3 separate regions of the Homo sapiens genome follow, and regions 1 and 2 are each linked to region 3. Evidence: chromatin loops called from intact Hi-C (ENCODE). Cell type or tissue: GM12878. All regions are shown on one strand.

Region 1 (8,000 bases), 110 kb after region 3:
ATCTCTCCTCCTCTCCTGACCTTTCCTTGGGCCTTACTTCCTCTCCTCTTCCTTGTTCCCTTGCCCCTTCCTTTCCTCTGAGGCGCCCTCTTCTCTTCCCTCTTAATGTCTCCTCCTCATAAGGACCCTGCCACAACAATAATCCAGGCCCAATGTGGCATCAGAGAAAGGCTCTTCTTCCAACTTGCTGTGAAATGTTCCCAAATTCCCTGGGGTTGGGGAAACCATGAAGCTGCAAAGGGCCCTTTTGAAGTTAAGTCCTGATTTTGTACTTGAAACACCCAAAGATGTGAGTGCTCCTGAATTGAATTTGTGGGACAATAAAAACCATTGGGACAGGGATGCATTTTCGTTTTTCAGTTTCAAAAGTGGCAACCCTTCAGCTTTTAAATGAGGGGCCTCTGCCCAGCAATGCAGAGGAAAAGGTCTTCAGGAAACCAAGCTGCATTTCTACTCCTCTGTTGAAATATGACAGAATGTATAGAAGGATCACAAAAGCTTTGGACAGTTAGATTCGCTGCCCAAGTAATATCCCTGTCCCCAACATTTTACTGTCTGAGTTCTCTGCAAGAGGTGGGAAAGGAGCCTCTGTCCCCTTGTAAGTGACTCATCCAACCTCCTGGAAGATACTAATGACCTATTGGAAGGAAAAAACTAGGACTAGCCATAGGAGGAAGTTGTCAACTAGAGTTAGACCTTCCAAACTTTAACATCTGAAATCTAGCTACATGTAACTTGCCACTGTTTAGAAAAGGAATGCCAAAGTCAGAAGCTAATTGTGCATCACTTAGTGCCCTGCTCTTGCTTTGCCCAAAAATAGTCACTGAGAAAATCATCTTTATGCAGCATGGTGTCATGGAAAGGTCACTAAAAAGGAAGTCAGGCTTCCTGAGTCTTGACCTGATTCTGCTATCAGTTGACTGTGTGACCCTGCTCAAACTACTTCACCTCTCTGGACCTTGGTTTTCATCTGAAAATGAGGGAGTTACATTATTTTATCACTGAGCTCTTTTACAACTGGGTCAACCGGTGGTCTTTGGTCATTCAGAAATAGATAAATAGAACACAGTGGAAATGGCAAAAAAAGAAAACTAAAATTATTCTAATCCTATATCTCAGGTCTAGTGATAACTCTAACAGGGAAAAAGGGGCTACAAAATGTTTGCCTTTCATAGAAACTGACTTTGTTCCTCCTGGTTTCTTAGGGAAAGAAAAAGTCTCTCTGCAAATAGTGTGCCAATGGGTGCCTTTCACCCAGGAAGGGTGGCCACTGAGAAAGTGAATAGAAAATCCAAACTCACAATTACTATGGCTTATTGAACAATGTCTGGCACTGCCAAAGAGTGAAAAAATGTAGGTTAGAAAATGTAAATAATAGTGCAGCTCATTGGAAAGCCAAATTCTGTGCAGTTCTTTAAGAGAGAAAGATACAACTTACAGTCTGAAAAATGCAGAAAAAATCTCAATACTCCTCCCCACTGTAGCCATATTTTAAAGAGAAGAAAATTGAGGCAAAATGGAGCAATCTTTTGGGAACCCCAAATGGGGCTGAAGATTCTGCCCAAGTTATAGCTCTGAGTCTCAGACTCCCAGGTAAACTCTTTCAGCAGACCATGACCTCTCCAGAAGCAGGTGTATCCAAGTAGTCTGGCTCAAAAAACAAAAAGACATTATACCTTGAGCTCTGTTCTTCCTCGAAGCTCCACTTCATAGCCCTCACTCAGATTTTGAAGAATTGTAACAGTGCTGAGACTGACATGAATGCGATAAGCTGCAAAAGAAGGAGAGACATGATTTGGGCTCCTTTCTCACTGGCAAAATTAATGAGAAAATGTCAATGTAATAAATGTCTTCACTTGTAAATGAACTAGACCATTAGCAACGTCCTGAGAGAGGTTTACTTAGGGTTTCACAAGAGGAGGAGACGGAGTGATGGCCTTCTTCACCAGGCCGAAATAAGGCATTAGTTGTAGCACCTATCAGCCTCCTAGACACTATCTTAAATGAAAGGCCATGCAATAGAAAGGTGTTAATTTAACTCAAAGGTTGAGATGGAGAAACCAGCATCTACTGTGCTCTCAGCTGAAACGTGACGTCATTTGAAGAAAGCTTGACTTCAGCAGCTTCTTTCACAGGCTGCTACTATGGCTGAACTCTCATGCTTTACATATCTTAGGCAAAATGATGTCTTTTCCATATGCATTCTTACAACTCTCTCTCAACATTGCTACACTTAAAAATAAAACATCAATGAGAAATATCCCAAGAACTCTTTCAACAAATATTTTATGAAGACTGTACATTTATAGCTGACGTTTGGGTGGGGGCACCTAGCTGTGTTTACACATGAATGTACTATTTTCTAACCAATGATCTCAATCTGGGATAAGAGATTTACATAGGGAACTGCCACGTTAAAATTTTATTTAGAACCTAAGGGTAATTATTTGATTAAGAATAATCACTTGTTCACTCAGGTAAGATCCTTGACATTTCTAAAAACTGTCACCCTATGAAGTGAGACCTTGTTGAGGTTGAGTCTTAAATAAAAGTCCAAGGCTAGTTTTCACACATGCTTGAGAAAATCATTTTTTTTAAAAAAAAAGCTGATTACAACCTGAGTAGGAAGGCATGGCGGGAGAGAACTGCAAGGAGTTTCTGCTGTGTATACTCACAGTGACTTTCTTTCTCTTGATAGCTCAGTACTGTTGTTTGTTTGTGCCTTCCTCATTAACTCATGATCATCCAAAGCCCTTACTCAAAAAAGGTTGACCTATTCCTAAAATACACATGCCCAGCCAGTATATTCCTAGCCAGTCCTATGTGTGCATCCCACAAGCATCTGGTCTTCAGGGAGCCTTTCAGTAGAGTAATCTTGATGGTAGGGAACACACAGCTTAAAAGAGAGATAGCTCATACCAACCACCATCCACTTGTATGGTAGGGAGAATCACTCCAGGACTGGGTCACGAGTCACTTCCATTCCAGAATCTCAGTGGTTTCAACTGAGCACAAAGGAGATATTGATGAAATAATTTTTTTATTAATAGATATGTGACATGTCCTGATTTCATATCCAATGTGAGGAGAGGCTACCTCTCTACAGATCTCCATTCAGTTGTGGAGCTTAATGTCATATTTGGGTCATAGTCATTAGCTTTTAGAAAAGCACATTAACCAGCTCCTTTAGCACAGAGAGCACACGCGTATACTTCTTTGTATGCTTCACAATAACTTCCTTGCACAGTCAGTGCTTAATAAACACCTGCTGTGGGTGATTCACTCCATTTTCTTCGTTCTAGCTGATCACTGGGCAAGGTGCTGTCTACATCTCAAAATTCAATTTCTGGTCTCAACTTTGTATTTCCAATGTGAAATGTGTGGAGTTTTCCCTGGTTCAGACCAGAATATGACTTCAGCCTTCTACAAGCTTACATCAGTCCAGAATACTGTGCCAAATCTGCATTGCAGTTCCATGATAAATTTCACTTCATCTTGGGTTGCACTTCAAGAGTAAAGTCATATGCAAAGTTATATTAATGCAGCAGTTCCTGGATGACTACTTCCATGGCCTCTGCCATATCTAAGGAGTTTGAAGACTTTCCCAGATGTCAGAAAATTTATTCTGACAACAGCTTCTAAGTTCCATACTGCCTCCTTAATCATGGCAGCACAGGCTAGATTGACTAAGACTGGACCCATTGTGTAAGCCTGTTTCTACACATGAGTGATGGGAAGTGGGGTCAGACAGGGCACCACCCACTGTGATACAGTCCACCATAACATCAGGGACTAGTTTGAGTACAGTGCTGAAGCTTGGGAAGAACTCGTCTTGCCAGAGTTAAGCCCTTCTAAGGGCTTAAGTGGTTTCTTCCCTTTTTTGGTACAAAATCCATGAAAAATGAAAACTGCATATAGAATTTAATGTTATTCTCTATGCTTTTCCTATAGTAGCATAAAAAATGCTTTGCTCAACCATGATATAAGCAAAAGGCACATTGTGATTCTGTAGTGGTAGTAAATAACCGAGTAAGAGTTGAGCCAGCATCTTACAAACAACAGACAAATGGCATATGGTTTGTACAGTTTTCTTTTCAAAGAAGCAGAGAAGAAATGGTATCTTTGATAGTATGTCTGTTTTGATAGAAGCTAAGGGTTTTATATACAGGGAAGTTGCAATAAATTATTTCAGAATTCCAAGCTACTTGGATTGAGGGATTATTGCTAGCTAAATTGTAGAGGCTATTTGATGAAGCCAGAACTCCTGGGGTCCTAACTGGTTCAAAAAGGGGACTGCAACAGCAAACAGCAGCCAGCTGGGAGGCAGCTGGCTTCAGTGCGTCTCCACAAACTAGTTGAAAAATGGAAAATATTAGTCCCTTATGTAGTTCTTTTCTCAACATGACTCCCACAAACCCACAAGCCCGGCCAATTTTTTTCTTTACCCAAAATACTATTTTAGCTGTTTTTATCAAATTGAGTGGCTGTTTTGGTGTCACTTAGCTACAGCTTCATTTCTAGAGAAAGAAAGGTACATGTTCAGTCCAACATCACCCCCTACTGGTTTGCCATTAGAGACCAGGAAAATCCGTGATAAATCTTAATCTTCTCAAATTATCTTTTATTTTTCTTTAAAACATTGAAACATCAAGTATCCTGCTCTCTTTCACCTCTCTGAAGAAGAATCACCTTCTCAATAGCAGAGTGGTGCCATCCTATCCATCTCTCTATTAGGTACTCACGTAAGCCTGTAGATTCCATCCGAGAAGCTGTGTTCACAGTGTCTCCAAACAAGCAGTATCTGGGCATGGTGAGGCCCACCACTCCAGCAACAACCGGCCCTATAGAGTATCAGGGGGTTGGAATTACAGTCAACAGGTATGCACCCAATGCTAATAGAGGAATAGTGCAAAGAGGAAGGAATGTATCTTTGTAAAAGAATAAAAGTTGCCATCATATAGCTCTGTGAATCTGAAGAAAGACACAATGAGTAGTGAACTCTTTGCCCTACAAGAAAGCAAATTTATAACAATGCAGACATGACTGCCCTTCTGATGTATACCTTTGTTCCACGTAACAGTTACACCTGAGATGCTTATATTTGTCAACAGGGACAAACAAGTATCAAACCCAAACCAGAAAGGCCTGGGCAGGGATTCAGGGTCCAAACATGTTTGTTGTAAGGAAAAAAATGTGACTTTTTCTTGTGCCTTAGGGTTGGAAGAAAGGCTTTCATGGGTTTATCTGGTTCCCAAACTGTGTCTATCAAGAGAATTATTCTAAAACATTTCAAAAATCTGAAAACAAATAGAGCTGACTTTCAATTATCTGTGTTGGGGCATGGAAAAGCAGTATGTATATATAATCAAAGGATATTTTGCATTTAGCATTTTTTGTTCTTACATTTTAATATGGCTGTGTTAAGTGTTCAAGGTAATTGAGAAAACTTCAGCAGCCGTACTGAAAAGTCAGTTTGGGAGTATCCAGAAAGTTCTTCACCTTCAACTTTCTGGTTTCTGCTCTGATTTTGTTTTCCTAAAAAGAGATAGGGGGTCTCACCATATTTCCCACGCTGGTATCGAACTCCTGAGCTCAAGTGATCCCCCCACCTCGGCCTCCCAAAGTACTGGGATTACAGGCATGAGCCACCATGCCTGGCCTTCTGCTCTGTTTTTACGGCTAGGCACCAAGGGGAATAAAAAAGAAATGTAACACATAGTCTCAGTTCTCCAGGAATTTATAGTCTAATTGAAGAGAAGATACTATCAAAGAGGAAGCAATTAAGCAGTAACCCAAGACAACATATGGCTGAGGCAAGAAGCACAGACAGAGGTGCTATAATAACTCAGAAAATGGGAGGAGGTGCTTATTAGGACCTGACTCAATCAAGAAGGGTCCAGTGGAGAAGGTAGGATTTGATCTAGGTCTTGATGGGTGAGTAGGATTTGAACAGTGGAAAAGGGACATAAATCAAAGGCTTGTGGTTGGGATTGTACAGGGAATTTGGGAAGCTCTTAGAGAGAACAGTCTGCCTAGTTCACATGGCTCACGAGAAACTGGAGACAAGGTTGGATTAAGTGGGTTGTACAAGATGGAGGATCTTGAACCACTAGAGAATTTTGAGCAAGGAATTGCATGATCTTTTTTCTCAGATCAGTGTATAAAATGCATTGAAAGGGGAAAATGTAAAACCAGGAAAACCCTCCAGATGGCTGCTGCAGTAATCCAAGCACAAAGTACTTAAAAGGAGGCAATGATAAGAAGTGGATGGCCATGAAGAAGTAATAAGAGAGACGTAAAAGAATCAACAGATTTATTGGCTGTCTGATTGACAACCATGAGAAAATTGCCATGAGCTTGTGAGTTTATGCTGATTTGTGGGAAAAGATGACTTGAAGTTTTAAATATGTTAAATTTGAAATAATGGTGAACCCTACAAGAAGAGGTATGCTGAGGGGGGTTGGAAATGTGAAACTGAAGCACAAATGACAGATGAGGGCTTTTCTCTAAAAGAAAAAATCAAACGCCTGCTATGTGCTAAGAACTCTGGATACAAACATGAGTAAGATATGCTTCCTGCCACCAAGGAGCTTAAAGCCTAATGGAAGGACAGACAAGGAAACACAGATTATGCTGATGACTATGAGAAGGATGGATGGTAAGAGGCAAGAGTGAAAGCAAGAAGATGCTATTGCAGTGATCCAGGCAAGAGATCTTGGTGTCCCAGGCTTGGGTTGTGAGAGTGAATAAGAGACAAGAGAGATCAATAAATATTTAAAAGGTAAAGAGTGTTCAAGACTTAGTAGTTAGTTGAACGTTAAAGGTCAGAGTAAGGGAGGAGTCAAAGAGAATGACTCTCAAGACTAACTGGAGTAACTAGGTCAATGGTGGTACCACCAACTGAAATAGAGAATAAATATAAGAAGAGCAGGAAGTTTGTATGGGTAAAAAAATAATTGTTTTAGATGTGTCGAGTCTAAGGTCCATGTGGAACATTCAGGTGGGCATATCAGCAGGAATTTTGATATAGAAGGCTGAAGCTTAAGGGAGAAGACTGCACTAAAGCTGTGGAGTTGGAAGTCATCAGCGTACAAGTGGTAGTTAAACCACAGATATGAATGAGATCACCCATGAGAGTATGTAGGAGGAGAAAAACAGTGGATCCTGACAGAACACTGGAGAAGACCAATATAAGGGACAATTAGAGACAAAAGGAATTATCAGACAGTGGTAGGAAATGAAAGTCAGGTTGCTGTGGGTTGAGTAATAAATTAGAGGTGAGACATGCAGACAGCAAAAAGATCACAAGACTGAGAGCTTTGCAGAAAATGTTAGAGAACAGGAAGAGTCAAGAGAACCAGTAAATAAAGTGAAAAGCAGCATTCACAGAGTGAGGAGCATGTCATAAAAGCCAATTGAGGAGCATTTTAGGGAGGCTTGTCATGAATTCCAGATGCTGCAGAGGTAAAGGCAGACAAGGACCGGGGAAAGTGGTGAGAACTGAAGTCAGATTGCAAAGGGGCTAAGGAGGGAGTGGACAGTGAAGAAATGGCACAGTGGATGTCATTCATTTTTTTAAAGAAGTTTGGTAGGAAAGGGGTGAAAAGGATGGGGGAAGGAAAGGAGCCTAGAAGAGCAGAGCAGAGAGAAAAAGGTGGGGAGTGGATACAGAAGCAAGAGGAGCTAGTAGGTAATGAATGTGGGAGGAAAATAATTCAGAAGTAGGGATTTTAATTAATTAAATGAATTATCCTAACTACAACATATACCTGTTGATCTTGTAGCATAGTCAAACATGGAAATATTGCCTCTAACCAAAATGGTAGATTAAAAGAGTTTAGTACCTGGAACAAGGAGCTGCTGCCCACTGTGTTAGTGCAGGTACTGGGAGGAGAGTAAATTTGGGTAGGCATAAAGGAATTATGCAGCCCGGACACCTGGATAATCCGGTGGCCAGGAATCAGGGGAGAGCTATCTTTTTCCCTTTCTTTTTTAGTCTT
Region 2 (8,000 bases), 82 kb before region 3:
CAAAAATCTCCCCTACTGAGCACCTTGTGACCCCCACTCCTGCCCGCCAGAGAACAACCCCCCTTTGACTGTAATTGTCCTTTACCTACCCAAATCCTATAAAACGGCCCCACCCCTATCTCCCTTTGCTGACTCTCTTTTCGGACTCAGCCCGCCTGCACCCAGGTGATTAAAAGCTTTATTTCTCACACAAAGCCTGTTTGGTGGTCTCTTCACACAGACGTCCATGAAAATGAGTATCTATTACTTAATTTCACTTTAAGGTTTCAAGTTACCAAAAATATTTTTGAAACTTTGAAGAGTTTATCTATAAACATCTATAGCTATTTTACTTGTTTTTAATAACTATGTTTAAACTATTCATGAAAGTTCTATGAGACATTAAACAAAACTAGTTTTTATCTCATGTTATTTCCCCGTTAACCATTTTTGCAGCATGTGAATGTTAGACATTCTTTCAATCACCTATTCCATTGCCCCAAGAAATTGCTAGCTAGGAAACCCTGAATTTGTACTTTCAAAGGGATGCCTTCCCAGATGAAACAAGTTAAATAATTTGTAGAACTCAGATCTAAACACTGTTATTTGCCAAAAGAAAAAGAAAGGCATATGTAAAGGTCAAATTAAGACAAGATGATCAGAGAAGTACCTTAAACAAAGGTAAGGTTTGTTATGTGAACTTTAAGTCCAATATCTTTACTATTGTAAAAGTTTCTAGTGGTTTAGGTGCAAAGAGGGAAATACCCTTACAAATGGAGATTTCCCATACAGATGTAAATTTCTTTTACAAAGAGTTTCAAAGTAGCTACCTAATTGTCTGGAAGTTGTCTTTTGGAGACCATTTAATTTGATAGGCAGTCTTTTCAACTTTTCTTGTTTCTTAGCTAGACTTCAACTTGAAGCTCATTAATGAGTAGGCCAAAGAAAAACTGGTAGAAACTTACTGGAGCTTCCCCCAGAGGACCTTTGGTCCTGGTGGTTAACATAAAGATTATCAGAAGGTGGGCAGCCTCTTTTAGGGGCTTTCCTCAAAATCTCTGGGGACAATGCCTCTTTCAGTGTCCTAGTTGTTTCTAGGAATGGCAACAATTTTTTGGAAACTGGTGTTTTAGGGGTCATTAATTGGAAAAGTGCCCTGGGGCAGGCCTAAAAGTTATTCTAGGTTGTTGGTTGCCATGAACTGAAACACTTTGGGAATGGCTTTCAAATGGTTATTTAAGATCTTTTGGATTTTGCCTGGGCCATAAATAGACCAAGTAGGGCTTGTCAGGTCCTTGCTATCATTCTCAAGAGAATAATATTCTGCCTCTTTTATCCACTTTTGGGCTTTCTCAGGTCCCACTAACATGTGTATTAGTTGGTATAGAGCAAGTATCATGGGTCATAAGTTATAATTAAGACCCTGAATCCTTTAGATAACTTTTGAAAGTCTTCCTTAATTTTAGGGTATTTTTAAATTATGGCCCTGAGCTCCATTTTTGTCTGGGGACTGTAAGTCACTTGGGGATTGTCTCCAATTTTGGGGTAATTCTAGTCTTATAAGAAAAATGTTTGTTTTTTTCAGAGAAGAAAGGAAATTCAGACAGAGAGTAGACTGTGAATATTCAGGAGTACACTGTGAATATTCAAGCAAAGTAGGATAAAGGGGAGTGGTAGGAGTCATGTCAGTTCTATCATCCTTCGTATGGTAAATACCTTGCATTTTTAGCTTTTTATTAGGTTTTTGCAATGAATCTTTTTTAAAAAACTATGTTAAAATTCTATTGTCTCTTTGAAGCTTCTGAATGCCAACAAGAATCCTGTTCTTTCTGTGTAATTTGGGAGGCTTGGGATTCAAGTGCTCTTCTTACAGACTTGTTCATCTGGAATGTTCCACATAATGGCCATGGTAATTCTTAATTATCTTTTGGAAGATTTTGCCAGTTTCATAAATATTTGTAGCTTCCAAGGCCAGAAATCTTATACACAAAAACAGGGGCAAGTCTAATGGAAGATGGAGTACTCAGATCTTTCAAAATTAAAAATCTCATTTTTATTTTGATCTCGGGTCTCTCAGACCCCAAATGACTTTAGATCTAAGATCTTCTTTACCAACTTCACCAATGATTTTCCAGTTTCTGTCTGAGCAGTCAGATATCTGAGGCCTCCCTTAAGTAAGCCTGCAAGAAAAAAGATCCCACATATCTGCAAATTCCAAAAGCCAGACTTTATGCCCCATACAGTAATAACCACTTACTGCAACTGCTGTCAGTTACCTTTAAAACTGCAGTCCTTTACTCTATCTGCAAATGGAGTGCAATCCAAATTTCTGTTTGGCCATATGCCAGCCGAAATTTGGGTGCAACCTACATTTCTGTCCAGCCATATTCTTACGAGCTTAACTCAAACCTTTTATGGAACCATACAGAAGACATCTCCAAAGAGACAGCAAAATATGCAGCCATTGCCAGTGACTTGTCAGCCACCACAAATCCAAAAGTCATGTGCCCTGCCACAGCACAAACTAATCCTAGGTATCACAAAATCAAATACTCTCTCACAGCACAAACTAGACTTAGTACACTCAAAGCTGAGTATATCAAAGAGCTCAAATGCAAAAGAGAGCAGAGCTCAGATCTGAGAGAAACTTACTCAAAACTCTTGGGGATCCAAGAGGAAGACAGAGTATGCCCTCCAGAAAATGGGTTTAGCAGTGCCTTTTCCTGTGTTCCTCAAGGGGTCTCAGGTCTTCAGCAGTCTCTTTCACATCCCTTCAGGGCCTCCGGATGGGTCAAAAGAAAAAATTACAACAAATTTCATTTAAAGATCTCAATTGGCTTTATTTATGATCTTAGAATTGGGTGACATTAATTCATAAAATAGAGTAAGTGTTCAAATAAGATGAAGAGAAGAAGTTTATAGATGGAGAAGGGCTGAAGAAAACAGAAGGAAAGAACAAGAGTAATAGTTATTTCAAAGATGCATTTCTTATAAGATGAGGACAGGGAGACAGAAGAGTAGAAAAATAACTGATTAGTTAACATTGATTACTTCAAGCTACCCTGTTTTTGGTAAGGATAAAAGGAGAGGGAACTTCATCATGATGCCAATTGAAGATTTAAACTGGCTTGTGTGTGAAACTGGCAGTTACCTCTTTCTCCTGATTTCTGGGAAAGTCAGATAACAACTTAGTTCGTGTTTGGTAATGTGGAACTTTAGCGTGGGTGACTCCATTTTGTTTTTAGTCTGGTCCGTTGGGGCATAGTGCAGAAGCTTAGTCCAAAACAATGGACTCCTATAATTTTTATCTGACAGTACCAATGAAGGGCTACACATGGTTTTGTATTATCTGTAAAAGTTGTTGCGAGTATCCAGGGCTAACTTATTATGCCTTTACTACATGCCAGACCCTGTGCTTGGCCCTTGCCTATACAAGATTTAATTTGATACTAGCCACAACATTAGAGAGTAGCATTTTTTGCCCTTAATTATGAATATGGATAGTGAAACTCTGAGAAATTAGATAGCTTGCCAGACTTCACAGTAAATCTAATATAAAACTGTCTGACTCTGATACCATCCTTTGTTTTTTTAACAAAACTATTGCTCCTTGGGCAACCTCTTATCTACCTATTTATCCTAATGTATGACTATTATTAATGAAAGAGAAAAGGCAGTAAGACAGAAATACTGACAGCCAGTTAGTAAGCTAGAGCTTTGTCCTGCTTAGAGCAGGAGCAAATGAGTCACTTATAAGCAGATGGGGCAGCCCCTTCACTACTCTTCCTGTGTCCTCCCATTCTGAGGCTCAATGTACCTCACAACCTGTCTGTCTGTTTTTCTTCTTTTGCAGTCTTAACACCCTACCTGCTCTGCAATCCCTAGGCTTTTCTCCTTTGTCTCCAGGTCACCCCACCCTCATTTACTTTACTTTCCTTTGAGTCCTACACACTACTACTACCACCTGCCCTCTTCACCATCCCTTGAATCCCTACCCCTACTTCTTTTAGTCCTGCTTTCTCTGTTCCTTTTTCTCCTGCTCATCTTTCAAGGCCCCATTAGGGCCCCATCATCGACTCTGCCCTTACAATGGCTCAGTGGTTTTGAGATGAAGTAAAACGTCACTAATTTGTTCTAATTGGGGGGAAAGGTCAGTCTGCCTTAAATGAAAAGTATGAGTGATAGGATATTTGGAGAGGAAAATGCAATCTCATTACTTTCAAGTACATAAAGTAATCCCAATGACTGAGACAAGAGGATAAAAGGCAAAGCTATACATCTCAGAGATCTGTAAGTGGTTTGACAAATAGACATGGCTCATTTATAATTAGGACATTCAGTTTGGGGATACAAATGCTGCTGCTGAGGTTTTCACACTGAAGTAGGCTAATATTTCTCTTGTGTACACAATAAGCTTGTGAAGAGAACTTTTTCATCATAGATATAGGTACAATCTCATTAGAAGGGTCCAGTATTTCAAACCCACTTTCTTATGTCACGTGGCCTAGAGGAAGAGTGCTTTGTTCAATCAATTTCCAGAAGGAGTAACGGTGAACAACACCAACAACAAATACTCATTTCTCTAATTTCTTTCTATGCAAGAGTTACTATTAATGAAAAAAATACCCTGTTGGGGTTACATTAGTTATGGGTGGGGATGCAGAGGTGTAGGGGAAAGAACTGAATGAACACAAGCTGGGCAGCATGTAGTCAAATGACCTTAGTTTGGAATCCATTAATTTGGAATTGGTGAAAATCAAGGAACCAGCCTACTTTATTTTTATACTCTAAGAAGCCAATTTGCCAAGCTAATTACAATGGTAAACAAATTTTTCCTGCAAAGATTTATAAAATTCTTTAAAATTTCCATGCATTGTTCAATACTTTAAAAGTACTCCCTTCATTTATTTATAATTGTTAAGCTAATTAGCTAAACTTCCTACCAGTATTTGAAAGCAGATCCCTGGAGGAAGTCCTATTAGGAAGCCCTTGGTTAGCCTGTTTCACCTTATTATGTATGAAAATTTTGAAAAAATACTTATTTTATTTTCAAATAGCTTATCATTAACATTTTCCACCAAATCAAACTAGTCTTCCCTCATTTTATCTTTCTTACAGCTCAGCAATATTTTTCCCTGGACAACTAAACAGCAATGGAAAGAGATAGCTGCTGTGTTCTACCAAGGTCTCTCTGAATCATTAGGAGGGCAGGATTGCTGAATTATCATGCATCCTGGCCCCCCAATCCCTGACAATGTGGAGACATGTGAGTAGTTGGTAAAAAGAAACACTGCATTATATTTTGGCTTGCATCTTAGAGGGCTTTTCAGGCACTCAGAATACAGATGTGCCTTATTATGAAACTATATGAATTTCTGGGGATTTTCTTCAGCTACAGGAAGAGTCAATTGATGTGAAACTACATTTCCTAAAAGCCACAAATTAGAGACTACTTCTTACAATTATTAGATTCTTCAGCTTTACCCCAAATGATTCATAGAAAGATTCCTTGACATTGTTCAGCAGGCCAAAGCTGGGGAGATAAGGGAACAGCTTTTATTTACAAACCATTAGAAGTACATTTAAAGGGAACTTTATTGGAAAGTCACTTGAAATGCTGAACAGGGTCATGAAGCTATTTCCAACAACTATTCTGAATTTTTATGCTTTTCAGCTCATACAAACACCATGCATGGGAAAGAACACAAGGATTCATTAGCAGAGTCTACTGAATGGGGTGAAGCTACTGGATTCAATAATAGTGATGCATACCTGGCAACTTTCAAGGCAAAGTCAGATGAAAGCCGTTGCCTTCAAATTTCAAAGGGAAATGTCCTATGGACTGTTGGAGGTGAGAATATGATTTCTATTTTACACTTTAGGAAGATGACCATGTCCAGGTGCCCCCCTTTATTCCCCCAAATGCCAAATTAACATGATATTTTAATGGTGGCATAATCAAATTGTATGTGATGCAGACACAGACTAATATTTTTCAGAAAAATATTTGTTCTTTTGTTTTCTGCTTTAAAATGAAGCTAAGCTGCATTCTAAGTGTGTTTTTGTTCATATTGAGGCTCTTATCTTTTCTGTGGGTATATTCACTTTAGACTCTAAAATGTAAATCAACAGGAAAATGGGATTTTGTTTACAAATTTATGCTTACAAGAAAGCATGGATAAATCTGTCAAATGACCAAAGGAATTTATAAAAGAGTACAACAAAGGTAGTTAAGTATACAAATTGAAGAATTACTGACCAATGAAATTATTTGGCATCCCCTTTTACTATACATTTTCTTAAATGAGCTATATCTAATTTCTGGAGGTAGTCCTATGCTTGGGCTTTAGGATTAGAATCAGAGACATTCTGAGTAGAAAGGGAACTTAGAGTTTACCTAGTCCAGTAATTTTTTCCAAACTTATTTTCTTTAAATTTCTTCAATCAAAATCTTGTTTGAAAACTCAATACAGAGACCTGGTAATAGGGGTGAGTTTCTAATTAAAGTCGGGGTTGAGGGGCTTGAAGCCTACCTAATCCACTCCCTTATCACTACTTCCCTACATTTTCTGACTGAAGTCTACAGAAACTAAGTGACTTGGCCAAGTTTGCCCAGTGAATGATAGTGGATCTCCTATTTTTTCTTTAATTTTCTTTATTTCCATTTTCTATTCTCTTTCACCTCCAATAACACACACACACACACACAAACACATATAACACATGCATGCACACACCATTCTAGGTAGTCAGAAGAAACTTCTGCCTCTCATAAGCCACTAATATCTCATTGAGAACATTTGCATTTTCAAAGAGAAAAGTCAGAAGGAGGCAATGTTGAAGCTAATGAAATGAGTCACTAAAGATAGCATGACAGAATTACGGCAAATTTTGCTGTGTGTGGGCTTTCTCAAATCATACTTTGTAAGCATCCTCATCTTTGTCCAATATTTAAGGATAGCTCTGCTGACTTATTTAAAAATAATGGCCTTGGAAAAAACCTCAGTAGCAATTTGCATTTAGACCATCATTGTCTTGAGAGTTGAACAAGCAGAATGAGGGTGAAAGGTGTTCCTATGCTTATCTAGCAAGCTTCCACTTTACTGCACTTCTTTCTGAATCGGTGCAGTGTTCCAGAATATATTGCTTTGTTTCCTCTATGGCTAGGAGATAGGCCTAGGAGACAGGCCTAGTGAGTAAGTGTGGTGTGAGAAAGAGACAGAGACACCCATGGAAAGAGATAAACACACAAAGACACAAACACAGACATAAATAGATGCACACTCATATATAGAGACACACAGTGAGAGGCACATAAACATACAGAGAGGGAGATAAACATATTCATACACAGAGAAAGAAGAGAGAAAGAGATACAATGAGTGACAATGATGGAATGTGAAAAAAAGAGAAATCAAGAAACAGTGACACACACACATATACATATATACACATCCAGAGGGGGAAATTGAGAGAAAGTATGATTGAAACTGAGAGACTGAGAGAGATATATACAAATAAATAGAGTGGGAGGCAGATATACACAGAGAGACAGAAAGATAGAGAGAAAAACTTAGAGTGAAAGAGAGACTGAGAGTGATGGGGAAAAGCTAAGACAAACAGTGGGGAACAATCATGGTGATAGAGAAAGAGAAAAATCATTCCCGTTCTATTTTCTTCCCCACTGAAAACTTTTGGTGTCAGGTTTGTGTGTGTGTGTGTGTGTTCCAGCTTATATGGAACACACACACACACACACATGCAATCTGACCGTAGAAAATATTATATTGTTTTTCCCAGATTGCTGGCAAGATGGCCGAATAGGAACAGCTCTGGTCTGCAGTTCCTAGTGAGATTAACTCAGAAGGTGGGTGATTTCTGCATTTCCAACTGAGTTACCCAGTTCATCTCATTGGGACTGGTTGGACAGTGGGTGCAGCCCACAGAGGGTGAGCCGAAGCAGGGTGGGATGTCACCTCACCCAGAAAGCACAAGGGGTCAGGGAATTCTCTCCCCTACAC
Region 3 (8,000 bases):
CTTTAAGGTTAACCTTAATTCCATATATTATCATAATTCTCCTTTTCCATATAAAGTAACATATTCACAGGTTCTGAGGATTAGGATGAAAAGCATCTCAGGAGGCCATTATTTTGCCTACCATAAAGTCCAACTGAAGCTGCTCTTGGATAAGGACTAATACACTAAAGAGTGACATCAAGGTCCTTCATGAATAGTGGATATTTCTCTTTATCACTGTACCATCACTAGCCAATTAAGGCTCCATTCTGGACCCTTTACCGCTATACTCTTGTGAGGTTACTCAATAACACATGATTTCAACTGCTCAGTATTCCTGCACCAACTCTCTAACATCTACTGGGTATCCCAAAATTCGATTCAATTCTGGCAATAACCACCTGTGACTAGTACAGATTCCACAGATTAAGGGCAAAGTCTTTCAATTCTGACATCAACAATCTGGAGTTAGTGTAGATGCTCACAAGTTAAGGGCTCAGTCCCAAAAGACTGTCCCCACTTCAGATACCAGCCACAAATATCATTTTCCCCAAACAACTCATTCTACTGCCTGGCCAGCTACAAGTACATGGGTTCCCATGATCTCTTTCTGGGCTAAATAATTTGCTAGAAAGTGCTGCACTTGTGACTACCATTTTATTATAAATAATACAGATGTATAGCAAAATGAAGAAATACATAGGGCAAGACATTGGGGAGGGGAGTGGTGCAGAGCTTTCATGCCCTTTCCTTATGGAATCTAGGCATGTCTTCCTCTTTAGCACATTGATGTATTCACCAACCTTGAAGTTCTCTAAGCCTCATGGTTCCAGGATTTTTATATGAGGTTTCATTAGTAGACATGATTCATTAAATCATTGACCACATGATTGAACTCAATCTGTAACCTCCTTGAATATCTCCTTCGTTCAGTCCCAATTTTCTAATAATAAAGCTGATTTTTTGGCAACCAACCATCATCCTGAAGCTACCCAGTTCTACTCCCTATGAGTCACCTCATTATTGTAACAAAGACAGTCCTATCACTTGGGAAATTCCATTCCCAAATATATTTTTTATTTTACCACACCCTCTATGCTAGTGACACCAAAAGATTTTATTTTCTCTGGAAGTCACTAAGATAGCTTCACATAAGACATCCAATCAATTTCCAAACCCAGTGTCACCAGAATCAGGTGGAATGTCTGTCCCAAGTTCTTTCTTTATTTCCCTGCACTGTAGTAAGTATTCAAGAAATATTTGGTGAAAAGAAAGAAAGAAAGAAGAGAAGAAAAGAAAGAAAGAAAGAAAGAAAGAAAGAAAGAAAGAAAGAAAGAAAGAAAGAAAGAAAGAAAGAAAGGAAGAAAGAAAGGAAGAAAGAAAGGAAGAAAGAAAGAAAGAAAGAGAAATTACCCTTAAGAAACTCTAAATATTGTAGACAAAATAGATACATGAACAAGTCACTTTCATACAATCTGGGAGACCAGGGAAACTTTCACAGAAAATGGAGTAAGTTTAGAAGGATGAGTGTTAGTCAAGTGAAGGAATGTAAGAAGTGGGTTCTAGACAGAGGACTTATCTTGAATAAAGATGTAACTGAATAAGCAGTTTTCCATGGTGTCAACCACTTATTTTCTTATCCATTCTTTCCAGTTCTTTTCCTGTGGCTTCCATCCCCTTACCAACTAGTTCCGTTTAGATTGGGCTATCGCATAGCCTCTCAGAGACCTTTCTATCTTCAAATCTCCTTGAACTGCTGTCTCAGATCACTGTAGTGCAGTGTGCATAGGTCAGCCAGAATCTTTCTGGAGTATTTGGATGTCATTCCACTGTTCAGATACTCAAGGTAGTTAGTGCTCAAATTGAACTGAATCATAGGACACCCAGTTGATGTCAGAGAATAGGTGCAGGAATAGAAGATCCAAACTTATGTGTCAAAGTCCTCTCTAGCTAACCCCTCCTTACTGAACTTCCTTCAGTTCCTGCTAGTGTCTTCCCTCAGCTTTTGCTACTGTCTGACCTGAACTTTTTGTTCCAGCCACTTTGTTTCCTGAGTGAGAAAATATGACTTCCTTATTCCCATTTCTGAACCATCCCACAGGCCAGGAATCCCCTCTCTTCTCTTACCTCTCCTCCTTGAACACAGCTCTGGCAAGAGATCAAGCTGATACTGAAATAGAGCCCATTGTAGTAAGCAAAATGTGAGTCAGCTCCCTACAGACCTGGAACAGGCAGAACAACTTTGTGTGGGCACTTGTGTCTCCAATTGGTAATTCTGGGCCAGCTCTAATCTCAAAATCCCCTGAGGACTCCTGGGAGAGAGAGCTCAGGCAGTTCAGATCTCATGAGATTAGGTTCAATATACTGAGGCTACCTCCCTAAAGATGTGAGTTGATAAAGTTTGTCTGTTGAAGTGCCACTGGCCCTACTGTCTTCTTTTATATTTTTCCTCTTTTAAATCTTATAGCTCTAATCCAGTACTCACCATCACTTCCTTTCATCCTGACAAGAAGAAAAGGGAAGCCAATAATATTATTCATATTACAGTCTTGGGGACTGAATCTACTATGTTTCACAAGAGGATGTCAGGGGGTTGAAAGGGACCTTTGCTACTTACTGGCTATGTGATCTCAGGCAAAGGACTTGAGTGCTCTTTGCCTCAGTTTCCTCATCCATAAAATGGGGATACTAGGAGTACCTATGTTACTGTTAGCTATCATTGTTATTATTGTCTGTCAGTATCCTATACAGCAACCCTGCCTAGCAATTAGCTAGCTTGTGCTTTAGTGCCTGCTATGATGGGAGCACTATACCTCCTAGGACAGTTCATTTATTTGGCAGTTTTATAAATATAGAAAGAAGGAGCTGTATTTGTAGGAGAAGAATGGGTCTTTCTCAGATTTCTAGAATAAAGGTTGTCTACCACGGGTTTGTGAGGCTAGTTAACTCCTCCTGAGACCAATGCTTACCTAATTGTTATTGCTGTAGAGTATTTATAGTAATAATAATAATTCTTCTGTTGAGCATTTACCATGTGCAGGCATTGTGGTAAGTATTTTATATGCATTATCTAAACTAGTCCTTGTTATTGCTCTAATTATTATTATTTTATTAATTGGTAAAATTTAGATAGTGCCCATTATGAGCCAGGTACTTTTCTAAGTGCTTTACTAATTAAATCACATAAAAATCATAAGAAGTAGGTACTACCATTTGTTCACATTACAGATGAGAAAGCTGTGGCTCTGAGAGATTAAGTCACTTGCTCATACAGTTGGTCATACAACTGGTAAGTGGAGGAGCCAGATTTTGAGTCTAAGCAATATGGCTCCAGAAAGCACTCCTTAACTACTAAATCATACTACATTCTTTATAATGCAGCAATTCTAATATACACAGTCTCAGGGAGAGTAACAACTGCCTACATTCTCTTGTACTTACGGTTTCTGCCCCCATGCCACCCCTGCCACCATGAGGAAACTTTGCTTTACTGTTCATTTTACCTCAGATGTTCTCTTAGGGATTATTCCCATATTCCCATCTTTGCTAACGATTAATTGTGCTATGTAAGACAAATTGTTTGATGCCTTTAATTCTAAGTTTTCTCCACTGTAAAACAGAAATTATATCCACCTGGCAGTAATATTGTTATTACTCTCTGCCACAGTCCATACCAACCAGCCCAAGCCACCCCACCCACACACTACTGAGTTGGCAGCCAATAAAGCCAAATACCTGCCCTCAGGGACCCTTTCATGGCAGTCACAGTGAACCTACTCAAATTGCTGCTGCTCTAGCTCCTCATTCCCTCTGGACTGGTCCCTGTAGGTACATGCCTTCTGAACTTGGCTATGCATCCTGTGTCCATCCTCACACTGCTATCCCAGACATGATCATCTCAAGTCTTCTCATTTGTTTCTTCAGTGCTTCTCATGCAAAGGTTTGCATTCTTCCTCTGGTTCTGCCTGTTCTTGGCTGTTCCAGCTATCCCCTGCCCAGCCAAGTCCCAGACCTACCTATCAATGGGTCAACCCTGGGCTACTGCCAAGGGCCATCAGACTAAACCTCTGCTAGTACATGTTATGCAACAATATGACTTCTTTCCCTGGTTTATCTATGCTGAGTTCCCATTTAGGAGTTTCCTACATCTAGAATGCACCTTTAACCCAACAATTGGAGTAATGATTTCCATCCTTGCCATTTTTCTGCATTACTAAACACCATCCCAACCCCTGTAGATTTCAAGCACTTGGAGAGATCATTCAGATAGGAGATTCTATCCAGCTTTCTTCCAGTAAAAATAACCATTACTACTTATTAAACATTTACTATATGCCAGACACAGTGCTAAGCAGTTTACATGCATTCCTTCACTTAAACTGTCCAACAATCTTAGGTGACAAATATCATTATCCTCATTTTCCTACTGTAGAAAAAATGAGACACAGAAAGGTTGAGTGACTCACCTAAGATCACACAGCCATCATGTGGCAGAGCTGGGATCTGAATTCAGATTGTATGCTTTTAAGATTAACACCTTTAATCACTGAATACTTTTGCCTCTCAACTTACATCCACCCTACTAAGTACATGAAGACTTTGCTGAGCCTCTTTACAGTTCATGAAATTGTGAAACTCTTTGTCTTCTCTTTCCTATTAATCCTGCCCACACAGGAGGTAGGTGGCTTCCAGTATTTTGGTTAAGCCCAGCCTACTCATATCCTCCCCCATGGCCCCATGCCAACCAGAGGCTGGGGGAAGAGCAGGTGCTGAAACTTTCAGTTCCACATTGGCCAGTTTCAGGAGCTGGTGTAAGAGAAAGGTTGTGGATTAGCAAAGTACTGGTGAGAACCAGCCCTCTACCTCAAGAATGCTCCCAGGCAAGTCATAACTTCTCCCTGAGCAAATCGGGGAAGTCCCAGACCCATGCCATTATACTGGGCCAACTCACCCACATACTACATGGCAGACAGCCAAAGAAAATGAGTCCCAGCTTTCAGGGCCTCATTTGAGGTAATTGCCTTGAACCGTCTCACTTCACTCCTACTCTTGCTCTTCACTTCTTTCTCTGTTCCTTTGCACACCTGACTCCAGTCCTTCTTGGAACTGTCTCCTGTTTGTTTGTGACCCTGCTTTCACCCCTTAGGCTTGCCACACTCAGCTTTTGACCCTTAGTGCTTTCTAAGAACAGACTTGTCATCATCCCCTGGCTCTTCTTGCTCTTTAAAATTCTAACTCATTACCTTGACTAATTTAAGCTGCCACAAATGGAAATCCTACCCTGATGCTGGCCCACCTGACCAGCACTCCAGTCTTCAAGGGGGTGGGGCTTTGGGGTAATAGAGAATAAAGAAGGGAGTCAGAAAGTGATGAGGAACCAATGAGAAAGATGCCTAGCCAATGCCACCACCTAGTGTAACTGCCTCTTCCCTGGTATACTGAGTCTTAGTACCCCTTCTCTATTTTGAAACTTCTTGAGGCCCACCCATTTGTTCCACAAAATAGACATCCCCGGGGAGCTGAGAAGGCATACAGCTACCCTCTTTTCTCAGCTTTAAATTAGAACACATAAACTGACACTATGAATGTGCTTATGGCAACAACACTATGGAATTTGAATTCATGACTGCCCTAGAAAATCTTTGGTGTACCATCTCCATGCTTATATAGTATGATGGAAGAGTGCCACACATACCTGAGTCCTCAAAGAGGTACCTGCTAGCCTGACATATTGACAGTACCCTACCACATACTGCGCATTCCTTGCACTCTGGACATACTCATCTGTCTTCAGTTTATATCTGCTACACTCCCTCCTACTACAAGGTGCAAGCTATTTCCTTTTCTGGAAAGCTCTTTCTCACTCCTTAAGAATCAACTACCTCTCTTTCTCCAGAAGTTACCTCCATCATCACTTTTTAAAGGAAGTTTTCCAAGTTTCCCTCAGTTATATTACTATGTTCCTGCCCATTGGATCCATTGTAGCACTTGCTGCAATGAAAATTTTGCATTTATTTGTGTGATTCCATAAGAACAAGGGCCATGTATTGTCGTTCACTACTGTCTTCTCAGTGCTTTGCATGATCCACAACAAGTAGTTGTTTTTTGGTTTAATTGTGCAATGAATGAATGGCCTGAAATGCCCACCAACCAAGTCTTCCAAACATCTTTGTCCATATGCACAAACCACGTGGGAAGAGAAGAAGTATCCTGAAGTGCATCTGGGATGGTTCCCTTCTATCAGCAAGTTGGTGCATAGGAGTTTAGCAGATGAACAATGTGAGTTTCTAGCAAGGATGACACATGCTATGTACCTTTCTAGAGTAGAGTAATTGTGATAACTGGGACACAGAGAAATGCAACATGCCCAAGCTCATTTAGCTAGTAGATAGCAGAGCCAGGATTCAAATCTTAGTGGTCCAACTCCACTTGATTCACCTTGCTGAACCTTTGTAGTTTTCTCATCTGTAAAATGGGAGCAATGTTACCAGCTTGCAGAGTCATTACAAAAATTAAATGAGATGATGTATTGAAACCACTTGCACATATTAAGTATTCATTGTATGGTACCTATTAGTATTAGTTTCTCTGAAGATGAAGGGAAGTCAGAGAAGATGCATGCTAGGACAGAGAGGAATGCCTGCCTTTCCATAGTCTCCGCCCATCTTTGTCCCATTTCTCTCTCTCTCTTTCTTTCTCCCTCTGTCTTCCTCTCGCATCCCACCACCCAGCTATCATCTCCAGAAAGAGATGTTTTTAGGGGTTAGGAAACAAATATAGAGAATAGGTTGAAACAGAGATAAATTAGGAATAAAGGGGCTGAAAAAGACACCAGAAGGAGGAAGAAATAGAAGAGTGGCAGGAGAGAAGGGACAGCACATGTAAAATGCTTACATCTTTGCCTCTACTAAATAAAATTGTAAAAATACAGCAGCACGTGGCCTTCCCACAGGACTTTCTTTTCCTTTTTAAAAAAGAGATAAGGGAGGAGGAAGCATAAAGACATGGGCCTAGAAGGGTACTGGCTGAGAGTCAATTTGAAGTTACGTCCATCCCTGCCCTAATTCTTCTAGAAAAAGCTAGAAGGCCTAGAAAGAAAATCTCAATTTATATAGCTTTAAAACACACACACATAAACACACACACACTACCACCATCACCACCACCATTTAATGCTGTCCATTTTTGTATTTTCCAGTCATTTGTTGGTGTCAGTGTGTCTGTTAGTTGAGTGTGCCCCTGGCTCTTACAGAACAGAAGGCATAAGAGTCCAGGCAATGTGTCTTCTCCTCTGCAACCAGGTGCTTAATGTTTTCTTGGAACTGTGATGAGAGATGGATGAGGGGAACAGCTCTTCTTATGGTGGTAACCCAGGCAGCTCCCCATCCCCTGCTGGGTTTGTTTAGTTACGCCTCAGATATCAGAATACCCGGGCCTCTTAGAACACAAGGGCCCAATTGAATAGATCCCCTGGAAGTCCATGGGGCAGAACACAGCAGGACAAGTGATTCTTGGGAGATTGCTAGGCCAACTTGGCAGAATGGAGACTTGGGAAACCTCTAGTGTACATGTCCAAACCAAATTTGTGAAACACTGGCTCATCCCCAGGTCCTTTGCTGGGGCCTTTGGGGAAAGTTCTAAATGCAATCCAGTCTAGTTTAACATTTCATTATTTATAATTACAAGACATAAAAAAAGTGGAAGGAGGGACAGAAACAAGGAACACAGTTAAGGCTTGGCTAGCAACATCTTGGATACAATGTCATTAAAAGTAAAGCATGCTTCTATAAATTAATGAATACAAGCTTTTAAAACATTATTTTCAAGAAAAGAAATGTGCAAAAGAAACCATTGTAGTACTTAACATTCATAAGGTGAAAAAGATACTTGTATTAAAAAAGAAATGTGCCTTGGAAACATATGAGGGATGAGATGCTGCAGGATCTTAATCATAAACCTATGCAGAGTATTATTATAATTAACATTGTTACAATTCTATATGAAATTCCTCATTGGTGGGC

What was found. A loop is a pair of places that touch in the nucleus more often than their neighbours do. Peaks named below come from ENCODE experiments on the same cell type or tissue, not always from the same donor. Only the 100,000 strongest peaks of a DNase experiment are listed, where the experiment ranks them.
Region 1: it touches region 3 in a loop (4-fold over the local background); 2 of 110 quality-filtered maps call a loop at or near these places.
Region 2: a loop joins it to region 3, with 4 times the contacts of the local background. A loop is called at or near these places in 2 of 110 quality-filtered maps.

Annotation. Positions count from the first base shown.
Region 1 is chrX:109,380,442-109,388,441 of GRCh38, forward strand. GUCY2F (guanylate cyclase 2F, retinal) reads right to left here. Exons shown (of 20, transcript NM_001522.3): 16 at 4,743-4,841; 17 at 1,677-1,771. Among named protein-coding and RNA genes, the nearest start is that of GUCY2F, 98 kb to the right of the region's middle. In GM12878, a CTCF peak has its summit at 4,548 (motif pointing left); no DNase peak of the experiment used is centred here.
Region 2 is chrX:109,183,929-109,191,928 of GRCh38, forward strand. No RefSeq gene overlaps it. Among named protein-coding and RNA genes, the nearest start is that of GUCY2F, 290 kb to the right of the region's middle. RefSeq lists enhancers at 1-4, 572-1,139. In GM12878, no CTCF peak of the experiment used is centred here; DNase peaks (open chromatin) are centred at 973 and 3,975; H3K27ac peaks cover 390 bases.
Region 3 is chrX:109,266,331-109,274,330 of GRCh38, forward strand. No RefSeq gene overlaps it. Among named protein-coding and RNA genes, the nearest start is that of GUCY2F, 210 kb to the right of the region's middle. RefSeq lists enhancers at 4,511-4,560, 4,671-4,970, 5,051-5,270. In GM12878, no CTCF peak of the experiment used is centred here; a DNase peak (open chromatin) is centred at 4,841; H3K27ac peaks cover 1,209 bases.